Regions from separate parts of the Homo sapiens genome. Here region 1 is linked to region 2. The links are chromatin loops, found by intact Hi-C in ENCODE. Cell type or tissue: HCT116. All regions are shown on one strand. Each heading gives the region's core, and the rest is flanking DNA. Links, peaks and the distances in the headings are about the cores only.

What was found. Hi-C counts contacts between places; a loop is a spot of excess contacts. Peaks named below come from ENCODE experiments on the same cell type or tissue, not always from the same donor. Only the 100,000 strongest peaks of a DNase experiment are listed, where the experiment ranks them.
Region 1: it touches region 2 in a loop (6-fold over the local background); 16 of 110 quality-filtered maps call a loop at or near these places.

The regions. Positions count from the first base shown.
Region 1 is chr1:207,074,201-207,082,529 of GRCh38, forward strand. PFKFB2 (6-phosphofructo-2-kinase/fructose-2,6-biphosphatase 2) reads left to right here. Exons shown (of 15, transcript NM_006212.2): 15 at 1-3,617. Among named protein-coding and RNA genes, the nearest start is that of C4BPB, 10 kb to the right of the region's middle. In HCT116, for the core only: a CTCF peak has its summit at 3,778 (motif pointing left); a DNase peak (open chromatin) is centred at 3,781.
Region 2 is chr1:206,722,820-206,731,148 of GRCh38, forward strand. MAPKAPK2 (MAPK activated protein kinase 2) reads left to right here. Exons shown (of 10, transcript NM_032960.4): 2 at 5,891-6,030; 3 at 6,216-6,280; 4 at 6,577-6,656; 5 at 7,153-7,279; 6 at 7,869-7,944; 7 at 8,319-8,329. Among named protein-coding and RNA genes, the nearest start is that of MAPKAPK2, 42 kb to the left of the region's middle. RefSeq lists an enhancer at 1-322. In HCT116, for the core only: CTCF peaks have their summits at 2,948 (motif pointing right) and 3,646 (motif pointing right); DNase peaks (open chromatin) are centred at 2,962 and 3,662.

The DNA of each region.
Region 1 (8,329 bases), core at 90-8,089, 350 kb after region 2:
GATAGTAGTTTCTCAGACAAAAGTGTCAGCCTAGGAATTCTGAATTCCTCATAGTCCTGAAAGGACAGTTCTTTGGGTTTGATGTTTGAGCAGATCATAATGTTAAATGATATAACCCCCTGGAAGGCAGGCTGCTGTGTTTTAGAGGGTTATTCTAGGTTCTAGTCCCATCTTTAACCCTTTACATTGCTGAGTGATGTGGAACAAATCACTGAATTAAATAATTGTCTCTAGAGAGCAGCTGGGGATTTTAAGCACCCTGGAGAGAGGTGCAGACCCTGCCAGGATGATAAAGGTTGTCATCACTGGCAACTGACTCCTGACCCCGGGTCCTTTACTCGTATGTCCCAAGTAGGATACCATAGGCAGCTTCTAAAGGCTGCTTACCTAGATTCTTCTCAAAATTGTGTCCAAGATGTTAAGTAACCTGCTATTCCTGTTTAGTGGTTACATAACATGTACTTAGTGTCTTTGTGGAGCTTTGGGCTGGTAGGGGCAGGGATAGGGGAAAGCTAAACAGAAGTAGAAGAAAAGGTCCTTGTCCAGAGGAAGGTTATTTTAAGAGACAGGACATGTAATTTATAACAAATGGACATTTGCAATATAGCAACAGTCTGAGTCTAGAAGTGTTCAACCATCACATCGCTTCTCCTGACTTTTCTGTTGTCCTATGGCTATGAGACTACAGGGGTTGGGGGATGGGGATGCCCCCACCACCACCAGTGTGAGAATGAGATATGGTTGGGGAGGCGTGTTTGGCACTTTTACAAGGTTGCATTGTCCACATTTGCTTGGATGGTGGCATCTGTAGCCCAAATGGGCATTCAGTCTTTTCTTCTGCTGTGAGGTAAGAGTAATTCAGACCTAATGAATGAGAAGAGGGAGCACTTTGATCCACAGACTTTGGATTAACACTGTACCCACTCTTAGCAAAAGGGGACTTCTCTAACAAGCTAGCATTGTGTTAACCTGTCATTAACCCAGCATTAGAGACAGGTCACTGGGATGTTCATTCTGGCTCTCAGCCTGCTGTTATTTCCCCACTCTCACCTGTGCTAGTTCGCTTTCTCCAGAAGAGGAGCTGAGGTGGTCTTATCCTCAGATAGGACATGAGAAATTGGAATTTGGCAAGCAAGGGCTTCAGCATCCTTTAGTTTCTAAAGCAAGATCCCTTCAGAGAAGTCTAGCAGGAAGAAGCCAGGAGAATGTAGAATGGAAAAGAGCTCTTACTCCAAATTTTAGAGAAGTTTCAGCTCTACTTCTCATCTTTTCTCTCCTGGTCTTACTTGAATGCATGTTGGTAATCTGTATACATTACTATGACTGTGTCTATCACAAGTCCTACAAAATAAAAATGGACTTAAAAGTACTCTCTGCTGAGGCTGTAAGTTTTGTTTTGTGAGAAATAGGTAAAGACATTAGCATTTAATCTACTGGAATAAGCTGGTTGCTGTGGCTTATACCTGTAGTCCCAGATACTTGGGAGGCTGAGGCAGGAGAATCACTTGAGACCAGCCTGGGCAATATAGTGAGACCTCACCTCTAAAAAAGTTTTTTATAAATTTACTTGTCTAAAGTGGGGAAAGGGAAATTATTCTGTTTTCTTATTCTTGCTTCAAGACTATGACAGATTTGAAAGAGAATTCTAAAGCAGATTTAGAGAACCTGCTTCTCTTCTTATCTCCTAATCCCTAAATTGTAATTTAGCTCTTATCTGTATTGTTGTTTTGTTTTGGTAAAGGGATGATTTTTACATTGAGTTTTAAAGTAGAATAAGAAAAGCTTCTAAAAACTTGCATTGTGCTAGGGATCTGCCCTATATCTTTGCCTCTGGTGTTTCGTTGTTGTTGTTATTGTTTGTTTGTTTCCAAAGAAGTTGGAGTTAAGGACACAATATATTTGTACCCCTAGACTGAATGGGTGAGTATTCCATATGAGGATCTGGGTAATCCTCTTTGCAACCCACATTTGGTCTTCAGAGACACTGGCATTTTGAAGAAACATATGATATAGCTGTTTGGAAATAAATTCATCTATGTTACTTTTTTTTTCTTTTTTTTTTTTTTTTATGAGCAGGAGATCTTAATTGACAGAAACTCATTGGTGGTTGGAGTGGCCAATGGGCACGGGAAAAAGTATCCAGTAATCAGAAGAATTGTATCTGGGTTATGTAATCTTATGCACATTCCATTGTCTTTGCCAAGCCCAGAAGCCATGTTGTGTTCATTGTTAAGAAATTTGATAGATTTACCCAGCTTTTCTATGTATTTTGACTTATTGAAAATATGTAACAACTGAGTCGGGTTGCAGCACTGGTGGGGTAGAATCGACTTTCCCTGAAGGTGACACAGATGTCAGAATTGTGTCCAGGGATTTAATTTAGACCCATACTGTCCAGGAGACTGTCTCTAGTTGGATCTCTGTGCTGACTGACTGACAGACAGACTTTAGTGTCTGTGTGCTGACTGACAGACTCTAGTAGTGTCTATATGTTGACCAACTGGTAGACCAGGAGGATCTGTGTGCTGATTGACTCTAGTAGGATCTGTTTGTCACTGACAGACTGTAGTAGTGTCTGTGTGCTGACTGATAGATAGACTATAGTAAAATTTGGGTGTTGCCTGACTAACGGTCTAGGGTCTGTAAGCTGACAGTCTGCCTGCTTTCTGATTGTATCCATTGAAGTGTATGTACATTATGGTAATTCTCTGTCTATTAAATGTGTCTAACAAAGGAAGGAATTAAGCACTCCACGTGTTTTCTTTATAGGGGAGTTCTGTACACTATGATTTTAAATAGATATTTCTTATATAGTAGTGGCCAAATTCTCATTATTTTGTACAAGATAAAGGTTATGCATCACTTTTATGGTATTTTGTGAACTCAGCTAAGGGAATGCCTGTTCAGAGCCTGGAGTTGTTACCTTTACTTGAAGTCATCTCATCCAGTCCCCTGCTTTAGGGCAGGACTTCAGTTCCACTGTTCATTTCTGAAGCTTCTGTGTCCCCAGCTTACCCTGTTCTGAAATGTTGTATTCCATTGGACAGGGCTGCTATTTTTAGTCAGCCATGCATTTGGATTTTACACTTAATCTAGTAAGTAAAAATGAGAAGAAAATTTGGCATTTAAAAATTGATTTTAAGGGTTGGCAAAAGTATTTTTTCCAGTAAGCCTTTCACTGGATATCTGTGACCAATGTTTACCTACGCAATGTTTTTGTATCTGAATTGCTTATGTACGTTTTTTATTATATTGACCTAACAAGAAGATCAACTTATGCTGGTATGGTGATGGTTTTGCTATGGCAAAATCAAAGGGCTGATCATACATGGTGCCCTTTGGGAAGGGGGATGGTGTGGGGCTGAGCACCTCTGGGTTGAATGGGAATGGGTCAGATTGGGAAGCCTAGGAAGAGAGTTCTACTGTAGATTTCCTAGGCACTGCTCTGTTGAAATAGGAACATAAGTCTTTAGCAACATTCTGATTTAATCGGGTGACACTGATAACAAAGTATGCCACTCAGATCCATTTAAAGTGTGCATAACTGTATTTGAAATGTGTTTTTGTGTGCGTGTGTGTAGAATGGGTAAATAAAATTGTTGAGTAACTTGAACCTATCAGAAGGCTTCTGGGTTTTTTGTTTAGTATTTTCAGTTGTGTTTCCCATCCCTTCCCCACCCCTAAAACTTTGCCTCATGCTGCACAAGGATTCAGACTCAGACAAGCCAACAGAAGTTCGCACTGTAATTGAAGACCATGGTGTAGCCGTGGCTCTCTTCTGCCACCTTCTGGGGAAGATAGGAAGAACATTATGGAAAGCACATGAACTTCAATAGTTGTGTGTTCCTGTTGGCACTTATGCAAGAATTAAGAAACAATTACATTTCACTGCACTGTGCAGTAATTCCCATTAGCAACATGTAACTCATATTATGTATTATAAAGAAAACTTTTGGAGATTTTTTAGCACTTGGTGGACTGTTGTTCCTAAAATGTGATTTGCCCATTTCTAAAGAGATTATGGTCAAGGGTATAAAACAGCATTTAATTTTTTTTGAGACAGGAAATACAGATGGGATTGTTTTACCATTCGCATGCCTTATTCCTTGTTACCTTAACAAAGACCAGAAGCTCATTAGAAATGCAGAATCCCAGGCCCCATCCCAGACCTCCGGAGTCAGAATCCTCATTTTACTAGGACGACCAGGTGATTCATATGCACATTTAACATTTGAGAAGCACTGTTCTAGGGGAAAAATTTCCCACAAGGTAAAATGTTAGATGCCAGTTAATGGGAAGAAGTTGATCTGCTCTGATGACTGGTTTCAGAATGGACTCGTATAACTAAAATAGTAGGGACCCTCCTCAGAAGCCAAGTAGCCCCTGACTACAGTGTCACTTTATTGGCATGGTCTTTTGGCTGACATAGCCTACACGATTTCCTTCTACCAGAGGGATCCTGACTGCTCCTGCTTCATATCTTGGGTATGTAGCTTATGGTCCAGGTCTGAAAGGAGTGCCTGGTCCAATATGGTCACGAGGTCAGCTCCTCAGGGAAAGAAGACCATGACTACGCCATTCGGGTAGTCAAGGTGTGTGTGTAGGCACACCAGTGTGTTCATGCATGTGTATGGATGTGGGGATGGGGAGGTTGAGGGAGGAGGGAAGGTAGGGGAAGGATTCTGTTCTACTTTTATGTTCGCTGCTTGGCAGTGCTGTAATAGCTTTGTGTCTCTTCCTCTCTGGCTCGTAGGCAGCAGAGACCACACTGGCTGTGCGCAGACGCCCCTCCGCAGCGTCCCTCATGTTGCCTTGCTAATGATGTGGATGTTCAGGCCTCACCTCTCCAAACGACTGGGATCTACTGAAAAGCTTGGGATGTCAGCTTCACAGAGGCTAGAACAGGAAGTTAAGTGGGAACTGGACTTTGGGGGCCACCAAAACGAGGCCTGGAGAAACGTCACCATATTTCCTCCCCTCCTGCCTAATGGGAATATCAGTTACACTGAAAAATTTAACTTCCCTGTGCCTCAAAACATTTAGCAACCTGAACCAGTGACTTTTTGTCATCTCTGTGCTGAGTTTGGTCCAAGTTGGTCAATCTCATTCTGTATAGGCATTTAACATCCTACCTGTGACTGTCTGCATCCTTTGCTGGCTCTTTTTTGCCCAAAGTGCAAATGCACTTCTTCAGATTTACTTTTCAAGTGAGAAGGTAAGAGCTGGTCTCTGCCACTGTTCCAGGCGAGCAGGCTAGAGTCTAATATACTTATGCTAGCAGTTACCATTTGCCACATTGGAAGCAAGAGACAAATCACCAGGTGAATGGAGGGTCTTCTGAGAAATTCAGTCCCTAAAACATCTTCTCTGCCTTGATAGAAGAACAGTGTCAGTGGCAACCTTTTCATTTAGAGAAGTTTTTCTTGTTCCAGGCCCTTCAGGACAGGATCTGACTGCAAGACTCCCCAAAATGGGTACCCATCTTCTAAGTTCCCTTTTGTAGCTACTGTACTTTTGACTTGATGCATGTGCCTCTCATGCATCAAGATGGGGCTGATGTGGTTCTCCTGGGTGGTTGGGAATGTGGACTAGACAGAAAAGTAGAGTGCCATTTATATCACGTGAGTAAGTCAAGAAAGCTCCTTGAGAATCAGCCCGATCAGGGAGTGTTTTGGCTTCAGAACAGGTGGAAGGAGACACGCCCCTCTGTGGGCTCTGTCACCATGATACAGTCCTTGAGAGAGCTGTGGCTGTGACTTGGAGGGCAGTAGTCTCCTGATACCTGCCTCTTGGCCACTGGTCACTATTGTGGTCACTGATCTCTCATATAAAAGTGAGGGTGGCGGGGTCATGGACCAGCGCCTCAGTGCATTAGTCATTCGCTTTTCCTTACAGACAAATCAGATAACTCTTCCCCAGTGATTGTCAAATGTATGAATGTATCTCTGTAAATGTGGTTTTGACATGTCACTGTTACTGAAGGAGAGTATGGAATCCCCACAGGATATTATATCTTGCAAGGAAAGTCTATTTTTTAAAGAATAGTATGTTTTTAGCTTTACTTTTCTTTCTTTTCCTTTTCACTCAAATGCTCACTTGCTGGGCAAAAGGGTGAGTAGCAAGAAAAGTAATGATATGTAGCTTTTCTCAAATGGTTCTTTTATACTGTGGATGATACAGGACTCTGTTACCTAAGATGTGATAAGCTGGGCTGCAGGCGGTTCAGCATCCAGCAACTAGGAGCTGCTTTTCTACGTACAAAGCTGCCTTCAGGAAGGCTCCTTACCCTGTAGCAGATGATTTTCATCTGGCTGCCTACCGCATGCTGTACTATAATGATTTAGTTGTGATATGGATTTCTCTCTGCATCGAAAACTGTCTTTTGATGATCAGACAATGTTTATATTTAGTTATTTATTCTATCCATGTAAGGCATTTTTGAGTTTTCTTGTCACTGTTTGCATGTATTTAATCAGAATGTAATATAATTTATGTTGTCAGGTTTTTTTTTGTTTGTTTGTTTGGGGTTTTTTTTGTAGAAATTTAGGTAGTTAGAGCTTTTAAGTCTAATGTCATATTAACTTAAGTTAAATTTCCAGAACGTAGATATCTGTCTTCTGTAAAAGGAAAATAACGATGTTAAGGGACAGTGAATTTTTTTTGAATACTTTGTTTCTCATTGATTTTTATTGTAAGTGTAAACCAAGAGATGCATTTCTCTGGAGAAGTGTTTATCTCCTGGATTAATAAAATCATGCTAAAATATGCGAGTAATATGTATTGCTTTTGTAATAAGAACATAAAATAAAATTATTTTTAATTAAAAATGCAATTAATTTTTAAGATAACACACGAAAAGATAACATTTGGTACATTATATGTATGCAAAATATTAATAACATTGTCTAAAATGTGTTTGAAACTAGCTTCTTTAAGATGATTTTCAAATTATTAGATTATATGTATATTTCCAACTAGTGATTTTAACCAGTTCAAGTTTCATCAGCATTTCAAAATGATATCAGTAAGATTGTGACTACCATGCATTACTGACGTCCTAGAGTTTCATTTATTTATTTAACAAATATTTAGTGACTACCCATTAGTTGCCAGGCAATGACTAAAACAAAGTCCCTGACCTTTGTTTAGAGTTTATTATTGGAAAGGAAAGGTTAACAGCAGGTTTGTAACCTAACGCATCTCTTTCTACTGGGGATGCTTTCCCCCTCATGAATGACCTTCACCAAATAATGTTGGATAATGGTTACATAATGTATATGATAAAGTAACTTGGAACAATCTTTTGGGGTCAGCAGCAATAGAGATAAAATGAAACATTCATAATAACAACAGAGGATTTCCAAATTCTTTAAGTTCAAGGGTTCTTCTGATAGAATGAAAATGACTTATGAATTCTCCAATTTGAAAACAGGTGAGAGACAGTGGTTATGTGTACTGATGAATACATTGAGCTTTAATAATCTAGCTGGTGGGCTGACAGTAATGAGGATGTGGTGTCAAGGTTTAATTTCCTTGGAAATATCTCCAGGCACTTCTGCAAGTGTTCTCTAATTCAGCCATCAAGTCATCATTTGTAAAAGGCTGGGGTGTCTGGAATCATTCTCTGGGTTTTACAGAGAGGTAAATGAGCACCATTACTGAGTCACACACCTCAACACTCGTGATTTTTATAAAGCCAATAATATCTCAGAACAAGGTAAATGTTAAGACCCAACAGACACATGCCACACTGTTTTAAAATGTTGCTGGTAACTTAGCAAAGATACCAGCATTAGAAAATGATTACTCAGCGAGTACTTCAGTGTTGGGTGATGGTCATTATTTGCCTTTCTCCTGTAGGTTTCATCATTACACCATTTCTTAAACTTCTCCAGGGTCTTCACTTAGGACTCACTGTGAGGAGCATCAACCTTCAGGTTCACTAGCTTGCCCTGGCTATTTATTTTTCATTTTTGTAGAAATAGGGTCTCACTATGTTGCCCAAGCTGGTTTTGAACTCGGCAGGAGGTGATGAGCCCATGGGCACTTCCTGTGGCGTCTGACAATGGCCCATCACCAAGGTTTATGGTCTCTAGAAGTATTTTGCACCATCCAACCTTCATTCATTCTCTTGAACTCATTTGAGAATTTGACATGCTAAGGACTCTCTACCCAGAAAAAGGTTGACACATAGGTTTTGCATACAGTTTAGGGAGGTCATGACCTGAAACCCATTCTTGGACCTCAGGGTAGGAAACAGGAGCTACGTAATACTGTCCATACTCTCTTGTCCATTTCTCTCCTTTAACATGTAAAAGAAAAAATAATC
Region 2 (8,329 bases), core at 249-8,248:
TCCTTTACACCCCTCAGAGCACCCGGGCCAGCCATCCTCCATGTGGTGCAGCAGAGGCGCCGGTGGTCCGGGAACCAGAGTGGGTGGCCCTGGCCTGGAGGCACGGTGGGTTAGTGTGTGACACACGTGGCTTTCCCCCGACCCCCAGCTGCCTCCTGGGAGTGAAGAGGAGGTCTTATTTGCCAACACATACCGCACCACACACCCACAACACACTTGGTGCCAGAATCAGCCTTTTGCATCGCTCTTGGCGCTGAATCAGAGTCTGTCTTGGGGAGGGATGTCTTCCTTCTCTCATTACATGCGCCCAGCTTAGGTGGTGTAGTGAGGGAGTGTACAGGGCTGGGATGCCACAGCCTGCTTTCCTCCCCGTGTCCTGGGGTCCCCCGTCTGTCCAGTGCCCAGAGCTATTAATAACACCTTCATTGAAATGGGTGTAATGGAATCCCAGTTGCCCCCCCCAGTGGGACTCCAACACATGGGGAGTGGGGAGCAGAATAATAATAGCAAACACGGATGCAGTACTTATTACGTGCCAAGCGTTATTCTTAGTTATTTACATCATGCACATCTATTAACTCATCTTGTATAGCAAGCCCATGAGGTGGGGACTATTACTGTCCTATTAATGGGTAAGGGAACCAAGGCACAAAGGGGTTGGAAACTTTTCCCAGTTCACATAGCTAGTGAGCAGTGGCGCTTGTGAAGGGGGTCCTCCTGAGGGCCTGGGGCCTGCTCCTTCCCAGTCTTGTCTTCATGTCCACCTTGCTGACGAGTGGCACATCAGGCCCTGGGTGCCGGCTGCTTTCCTGTCCTCTGGCTCAGCCAGGCTTCTAATGCTGACCACTCCTGAGTCTTTCCACGTGGCTCCACAATGGCAGACTTGCAGGAGGAGATGAGGGGAACCATGCATACCTTGAATAGGGGGAGGGGTCCTGTCCTTCTTCCCCTCAGGTGCTGGAAGAGACAGAGAGGCATGGGACTGTATTTAGGCAGCTCCCGCAGCTCCCTCACTGCCGCTGTCCTAGAGCTTCCTTCCCAGGCAATGCGCTCTGTGGCTTGGGCCCCTGCCCCTGCCACAGTTGGCAGGGGGCCTTGCCTGTGGCGTTGCAGCTGAGCACACGCAATCATTAACCTTTTCTACGTGTAAGAGAATTTCAGGCACAAACTGTGGGGCTGAGGTGAGTCACAATGTTGGACCGGGGCTTAGTTTGGGCTTAAAATATTTCACAATTCCTCCAGGCATTCTTTGACTAATGATCTATGGCTTTTTAGTGGGAAGACCCTTCCTTCTTCTAGTCTCCAGTCCTCAGAGCATGGTTCAGGGCCTGTTGGCCTTCACTGCCCATGGCCATGCCCATGCCCAAGGAGCAGGGGCCTTGGCTTCTGGGTGGACCTGCCGCCTCGCTCTGCTGGTGGCCTCTGGCAGTGCCCTAGGAGTCCTGCTTTCCTTCCCTGTCTCTTCTTTGGCTTGGAGTGCAGGCCACCTCCCCTGCTGTTCTTTACTTAGCCCTGTACTCCAGATTAGCACATTCTTGGTTTCCTCTCTCCAGGCCTTCTGCGCTCCACACTTGTCCACAGAGCCACTTTGGCACTTCAGGGCTGTGCCCCCAGGACGTCAGCCAGCCTGCCTCGCCCATCTGAAGGGCTTTCATTGCTTGGGTTGATTTTCTTATCCAGTCAGGGATTTCTGATAAACATGTGCCTGGATGGATGTCAATGACCAGTCCTTTTTTTTTTTTTTTTTGTTAAATTTAATTTAAGTTCTGGAATACAAATGCAGGATGTGCAATGACCAGTCTTCATGGGAAATTCTTGCTAAGTTTCTCTAAGAAATTTAAAATACTACCTTTTCCAATTTATTTCAGGATGGAAAGGACAGCTCACCCTCAGTCACTGGGGGAGAGAGTTTAGTAGGGAGAAGAAGCAACAGAATGAGGGGGTGTTAGCTCAGAAGTTCCTAACCACTAGGTGAGGGAAGGAAGAGGGGAGGGAGTAAACAGAAATCAAATTAGATCTTGCCCATTAGAAACTCAGTTAGGTTGGGCAGATAAGGCATAAATATGCAAAATGGTAAATTTTTTCAAAGTGGAAACTACCCTATATAGAGTTTCTGAAGCACCTTCAAGGATATTATTTCACGAAGTTGAATCTAATTTTACAGATGAGGAAACCCTTTCCAGAAAGATAGGTGGGCTTGCATGACACAAGCTAGGAAGTGCAGAACTGGGATTCAAAATGCATGCGATTGCAAAGCCTAGGTTCACTGTGCTACATCCGTCTCCTCTAATGGGTAGAGAGTTTGTGCAAGTCTGGAAGTGTGATGTGAACCTAGCCCTTCTTGCACAAACTCTCCTTTGCCTTGTGCCACGCACTCCTAACGTGTTCAGGGCAGAAAGTGCGGAAGTTGCAGTGAGCGCTTGGAATTCAGGGGGTGCTAAGGAGCATGCATTTAGATTTGGATCTTGGTGCATCCTCACTTAGCACAGCTCTGGTTGGCAGATGTCCTGGTGGTCGTCACTGGGCTGAAGACAGAAACCCAGCCTACAATCTTGGTGATAACTTGTGCTGGTTACATCCACATGCTCCAAGCTCAACTCAGTGGTGACGGAGGAACCCCCCTGTACTGTGGCATTAATGGTACTGGTTGACAGTGATGAATGCCTTTCTGATAATAAAGCACTTTTAGAGGTATTATTTCATTAGATGCTCATAATGTTTCTATGAGGGGGAGGCTAGGCAGGTATCATCGCTCCTAAATGCATGTGGCACAGGCTCTGAAAGGTAGACCTCTCTGTGAGGCTGTGCAAGAAGAAATTGACAAATTTCAGACTGGGCCAAGTCTTCCCTGATTGTAACTCTACAACCAGGCATTGCTTCTGAGTAAATCTGACAACTTTGATTCTTCTCCTCTGGGCTCCAGTTCCTGTGTGCCTGTAGGGGGCGATCGAGGTTCTTTCTGCTTGGCTGCTCTGGAAACCTTGTTCCTCCTGAACCCTTTGAATTTAGCACTCTTACAGCATGTAATCTCACTGGATTTTAAGGATTTTCTGTGTCTCCCCTCATATCTTCTTCTGCCCCCCACTAGCCTAGGCTTTTCCAGATCAGGACTGCTCTATTTGGTTTTGACATTCAGTGCAATGCATGGCCCATAGTAGGAGCTCAGTAAATGCTTGCTGGATTGAATTATATACAAAGGAAATTGGCCAGTGCCTTCTCTTGCTCCCCTTAGAGCATGGGAAAGTAAACTTTTTTCCTGGTACATCCAAATGAATGAAGTTGAAGGCTGGGCATGGTGGCTCACACCTGTAATCCCAGCACATTGGGAGGCCAAGGTGGGGTATCACTTGAGACCAGGAGTTCGAGACCAGCCTGGCCAACATGGCGAAACCCGGTCTCTACTAAAAATACCAAAAAATTAGCCAGACGTGGTGGCTCACACCTGTAATCCCAGCTACTCAGGAGGCTGAAGTGGGAGAATTGTTTGAACCCGGGAGGCGGAGGTTACAGTGAGCCAAGATTGTGCCACTGCACTCCAGCCTGGGCAACAGAGCGAGACCCTGTCTCAGAAACAAACAAACCCTAATGAAGTTGAAAGTGGCAGAACTCAAGACCCATGAGGTGTCCTCATATGGCCACAAGGTGGCAGTGTGACCTCCTGGGAACCTTGCCTCCTGCAACTATTGGCTCCGGCCACCTGTTACTCCATGGGAGAGACCGAGTTATCTAGTCATTGATTCCTTCTAGTCACCTGTTTGGGGAATTGCCTCTGCAAAGTCAGTCTGAGAAATCTTGGCTTCCAGCCTCCTCTAAAAGCTGGGTGGTGTGGTGGAAAGACTTGGTCTTTGGAGTCTACCAGGCCTGGATTCCAACCTTGGCTCTGCCTTTTCTCAGAAACTTAGCCTTGGGCATGCTACTTCTCTGAGCCTCAGCTTCCCCATCCTGTAAAATGGCAAATGTACAGTTAGGAAAAACCCAACATATCATGGGCCATAGCATAAATGTATGCCAGCATTCTTGTTGGAAATGCTCATTTGTCCTTCCCTTCCCTCTGCAAGCTGGCTCCATCATGGCCATCTGATCTTATTTGCAAGCTTCAGACACTTTCCAGCAGGTTCTTAGGCCTCCCTGCTGTATCACCCCAGCTCCACTCCATCTCGGTCAGTCAGCACCTGCTTCCCACGTTTCCCTCTGCCTTCATGCCTTCCCTCTGCCTGTCCATTTCCTTCCCAGCATGTCTCTTGGACACCCCAGCCCTCTGAATGTCCAAAGCAGTTGGAGTGTGGACTGTGTAGGGCTCATCTTGACTTCCCATGAAGATGCTAAATCTGTGAGTGTCCTTGTCTTAATTATTTTGGCACCTGCGCTTGCACTTAGACAATTGGTGATAAAAATGACAGCTATTAGTGAGTGCATGTCAGATACTCTGTGAGGTGCTTTGTGGAAATATTTCATTTAATCCTCACAACAAATCTGTGAAACAGAAGCCATTATCCATCCCCACTTTACAAAGGAAGGGTAGATCAGGATGCTTTTGGCTCCAAGCAATAGACAATTTCATGAAAAGCAGCTTAAACAGTAAGAAGAGTTTATTATCTTGTCAAAAAGAAGTACTGAGGGATCCCTGGTGATGGCAGCGAGGATCCAGGTGATTGCCATTTCTCCTGGTTGCCTTCCTCAGTGCATTGGTTTATCCTCTTAGGCCCCCCTTACTGGTAATAATGTGACTGTCATGGTCCCAGGTGCCATATGCAGGAGAGATGATGTACATTTCTTGTGCTCCCTTTAAGAAGCCTCTTAGCAGATTTCTTTTTTTTTTGAGATGGAGTCTCGCTCTGTTGCCCAGGCTGGAGTGCAGTGGCGTGATCTCGGCTCGCTGCAAGCTCCACCTCTCAGGGTTCACGCCATTCTCCTGCCTCAGCCTCCTGAGTAGCTGGGGCTACAGTCGCCTGCCACCATGCCTGGCTAATTTTTTTTGTATTGTTAGTAGGGACGGGGTTTCACCGTGTTAGCCAGGATGGTCTTGATCTCCTGACCTCGTGATCTGCCTGCCTCGGCCTCCCAAAGTGCTGGGATTACAGGCACGAGCCACCGTGCCCGGCAGCAGATTTCTTACAAGGCTCTTGGCCAGTTGAGTTGTAGGCTTGTTCCCAAGCCAGTCACTAGCAAAGGGACTGGAATTAATGAGACTGGCTTAGACAGGTCAAGATTGAACCCCTGAGGCTGGTGAGAAGCCAGCCTCCTTTAATACCCCTAGCCAATTGGTCCAGGGAGAAGAAGGGGCATCAGTGAGGTTCGACGAGTTAAGTAACTTGCTCAAGCTTGGAAATCTAGTAATAACTGGATTCATACTGGCATCCGGCTGACTTCCAAGGCCATCTGTTGCCAGGTTGAAGTCAACTACAGAGGTAGAGAGAATATTGCTCTGGATTTGTTGTGCTGGGTCTGAGTAATTGCTGAGGGGCCTTTTCCTATGGACTCTGGAGTCTCTCTTCTCTCTAGCCCCCTTTCCAATACTGTATTGGTTTTTCTCAGTCTGCCTTTCTCCCCGAAGCCCCTTCACCCCCTGCTTCCCAGTACCTGAGTGCTGCCTGCCTTCCACAGTAGACTTTATGGCCTAAGCTGGAGACAGGTCTAAGCTGGACCGAATGGCCTGAGGGCTGATCTCAGTGTAGCTGTCAAGGCCCCAAGAGAGTCATCATGAGATTTCATATAGAGCAGATAAGGAACTGCAGAGGCCTCAGGAAATGTGCCAAGGGGGCTGGTGGGGGGGGCCAGCAGGAGTGGGGGGTTTGTGGTATGTCGGTGGCGATGTCAGGGCATGTGGGCCAGGGGCTTAGAGCAGGCCCATGTGACAGCGCAGTTACTCAGAAAGCTGTTTGGCCTGCAGATGCTTCAGGACTGCCCCAAGGCCCGCAGGGAGGTGGAGCTGCACTGGCGGGCCTCCCAGTGCCCGCACATCGTACGGATCGTGGATGTGTACGAGAATCTGTACGCAGGGAGGAAGTGCCTGCTGATTGTCATGGAATGGTAAGCAGCCACTGTTCTAGTCCCGGCCCAGCCTGTTCCCACTCCTCACTCAGGCACCTTACCCTCTGAGGACAGCCCAGGGATGGGCCTGAAGCCTGGAATGTAAACACTTGATTTTTTGGGGGGCAGTGGAGAGTGGCGGCGGGCTGTTGTGTTCTCTGGATCTCACTGTGGCTTCATTTCAGTTTGGACGGTGGAGAACTCTTTAGCCGAATCCAGGATCGAGGAGACCAGGCATTCACAGAAAGAGGTAGAAAGGGTCTGTTGTGGGAGCACGTGCAGGCAGGCAGGGCAGTGGGGGTCTGAAGGGGGCCTTTGCAGTGCCTGCTCTTGGGGAAGGGTGCTGAGGCTGCTGCCCCCTCCAGCATGCTGCAAGGGGTGCCTCAGCTGACCAGGGAAGCTCCTGGTGGCTTTGTTTCTGGGGTGGGTGGTGGCTGTGGGGAGCCTCAGGCTGCACAGAGGTGGGACCCGGTGCACTGGGTTTTCAAGCCTAATGATGTGTCTTTGTGACTTTCTTTCCCACTCACTCTTCCCTCCCCTCTACAGAAGCATCCGAAATCATGAAGAGCATCGGTGAGGCCATCCAGTATCTGCATTCAATCAACATTGCCCATCGGGATGTCAAGGTGCCAGCTGTTCATAACCCTGAGCCCGAGTGCTGTGGGGGGCAACAAAGGGGCTGTGGCCACCCCAGAGATGGTTGCCAGGCCACCCTGCGTCCTTGCTGCCTGGTTCCTGAGCATGCCATTCTCTGCCTTGTAGGGCCTTGCCCTCTCTGCCCATGGGCAAACCCCTAAACCCAGTAGTGAAGCATTCTCTGGCCCCACTCAGCCCTGTGGTTCTCCTCAGGCAGAACCCCTCAGTCACACTCTTGGTTTCTCTGTTCCTGTGGTGTTTACTGCGGGTTCTGTGTGTCAGTCTGTTATCTCCAGGCACTCTGGAAACCCTGCAGAGGCAGGCACCTGCCCATAGAGAGCTGCCACTCCTCGTGGTGGGCAGTGCCCAGGATAGGCAAATGGTTGCTGGATGAGTAGAGGAAGGGAGGAACCAGGATCCTTTTCGTTTCTGATAGCCCCTCCCAGGTCCAGCAGGGTTGCTATTTTTCTGTCTCTCTTTCTGTAGCCTGAGAATCTCTTATACACCTCCAAAAGGCCCAACGCCATCCTGAAACTCACTGACTTTGGCTTTGCCAAGGAAACCACCAGCCACAACTCTTTGACCACTCCTTGTTATACACCGTACTATGTGGGTAAGTCCACAGGGGGCCCAGGGACCTAGGCTTTTCCCAGAACTTTTCTCAGCCCCTCCTCTTGGCTATCTGGGGGGCCGCAAATCCTAGGAGAGTTGTGTCTGTATGGCCCCTTCTGGTGCTGGTTCTGCTGGGACCTGCTGAGAAGTAGGGCTTGTCAGAGCGAAGCTACAGTTGAGAAATTGTAGGAAAGGATCTGCTGGGATCTTTCTGAGAAGAGCCATGGTTTCCATCAGATTCTCCATGGAGTCTGGACCCAGGTCTTGTTCTGGAGCCACAGCTGATTGGCATGGAAGAAGCTTTCAAAGCATGTTCAGAGCATCTGTGAAATTAAATGAACGGCATGGGCCTGAAAGTCTCATGCAGTTCAGGATTTTTAGAATCTTAAGCTCCTAGTTCCAGGTTCCTCATGGAGGAGGATGTTCTGTTCCAGTCCCTGGGCTGGGCTTTGGCTCTTCCTTCTGTGCCCCAACTGCTGCCACCTCATGATAGGCTGAAAGGTTGGGATGGGGAGCATCTTTCACAGAGAAACTGAGTGGATCACAGGGTTCTGAGGGCCGGCCCACCCATGTTGACCTTTGATTTGCAGCTCCAGAAGTGCTGGGTCCAGAGAAGTATGACAAGTCCTGTGACATGTGGTCCCTGGGTGTCATCATGTACATCCTGTGAGTGTGCTGGGGAGGGGGCTGGGTGGGGCAGGGAGTCAGGGCGGCCTGTACTTCTCCAGGACAAGAGGAAGAGGCAGACGTTAGCATTCCCCTTTGTACAGGGGAGTCCCCTGCGTGCCCCTTCTCTCAGTTCCGATAGCTAAGTGGCGGGTGTAAACCAGCTCATGGGCTGGAAAGTGTGCGCCTTAGATACTTGCTATGCTGGATTCCCGGGCCCCGGGCTTGACTTTGTATATTGTGCCTGTGTCAATAAGCCCTGATTTCTCTGTGACCTTTACAAGGAGAAGAGCCTGTTTCTCATCCTGTTCCTGGTACAGGGCCACTAAGTGACAGCTGTTCTGTCTCCCACTTCCTTCCTCCTGTTGATGCAGGCTGTGTGGGT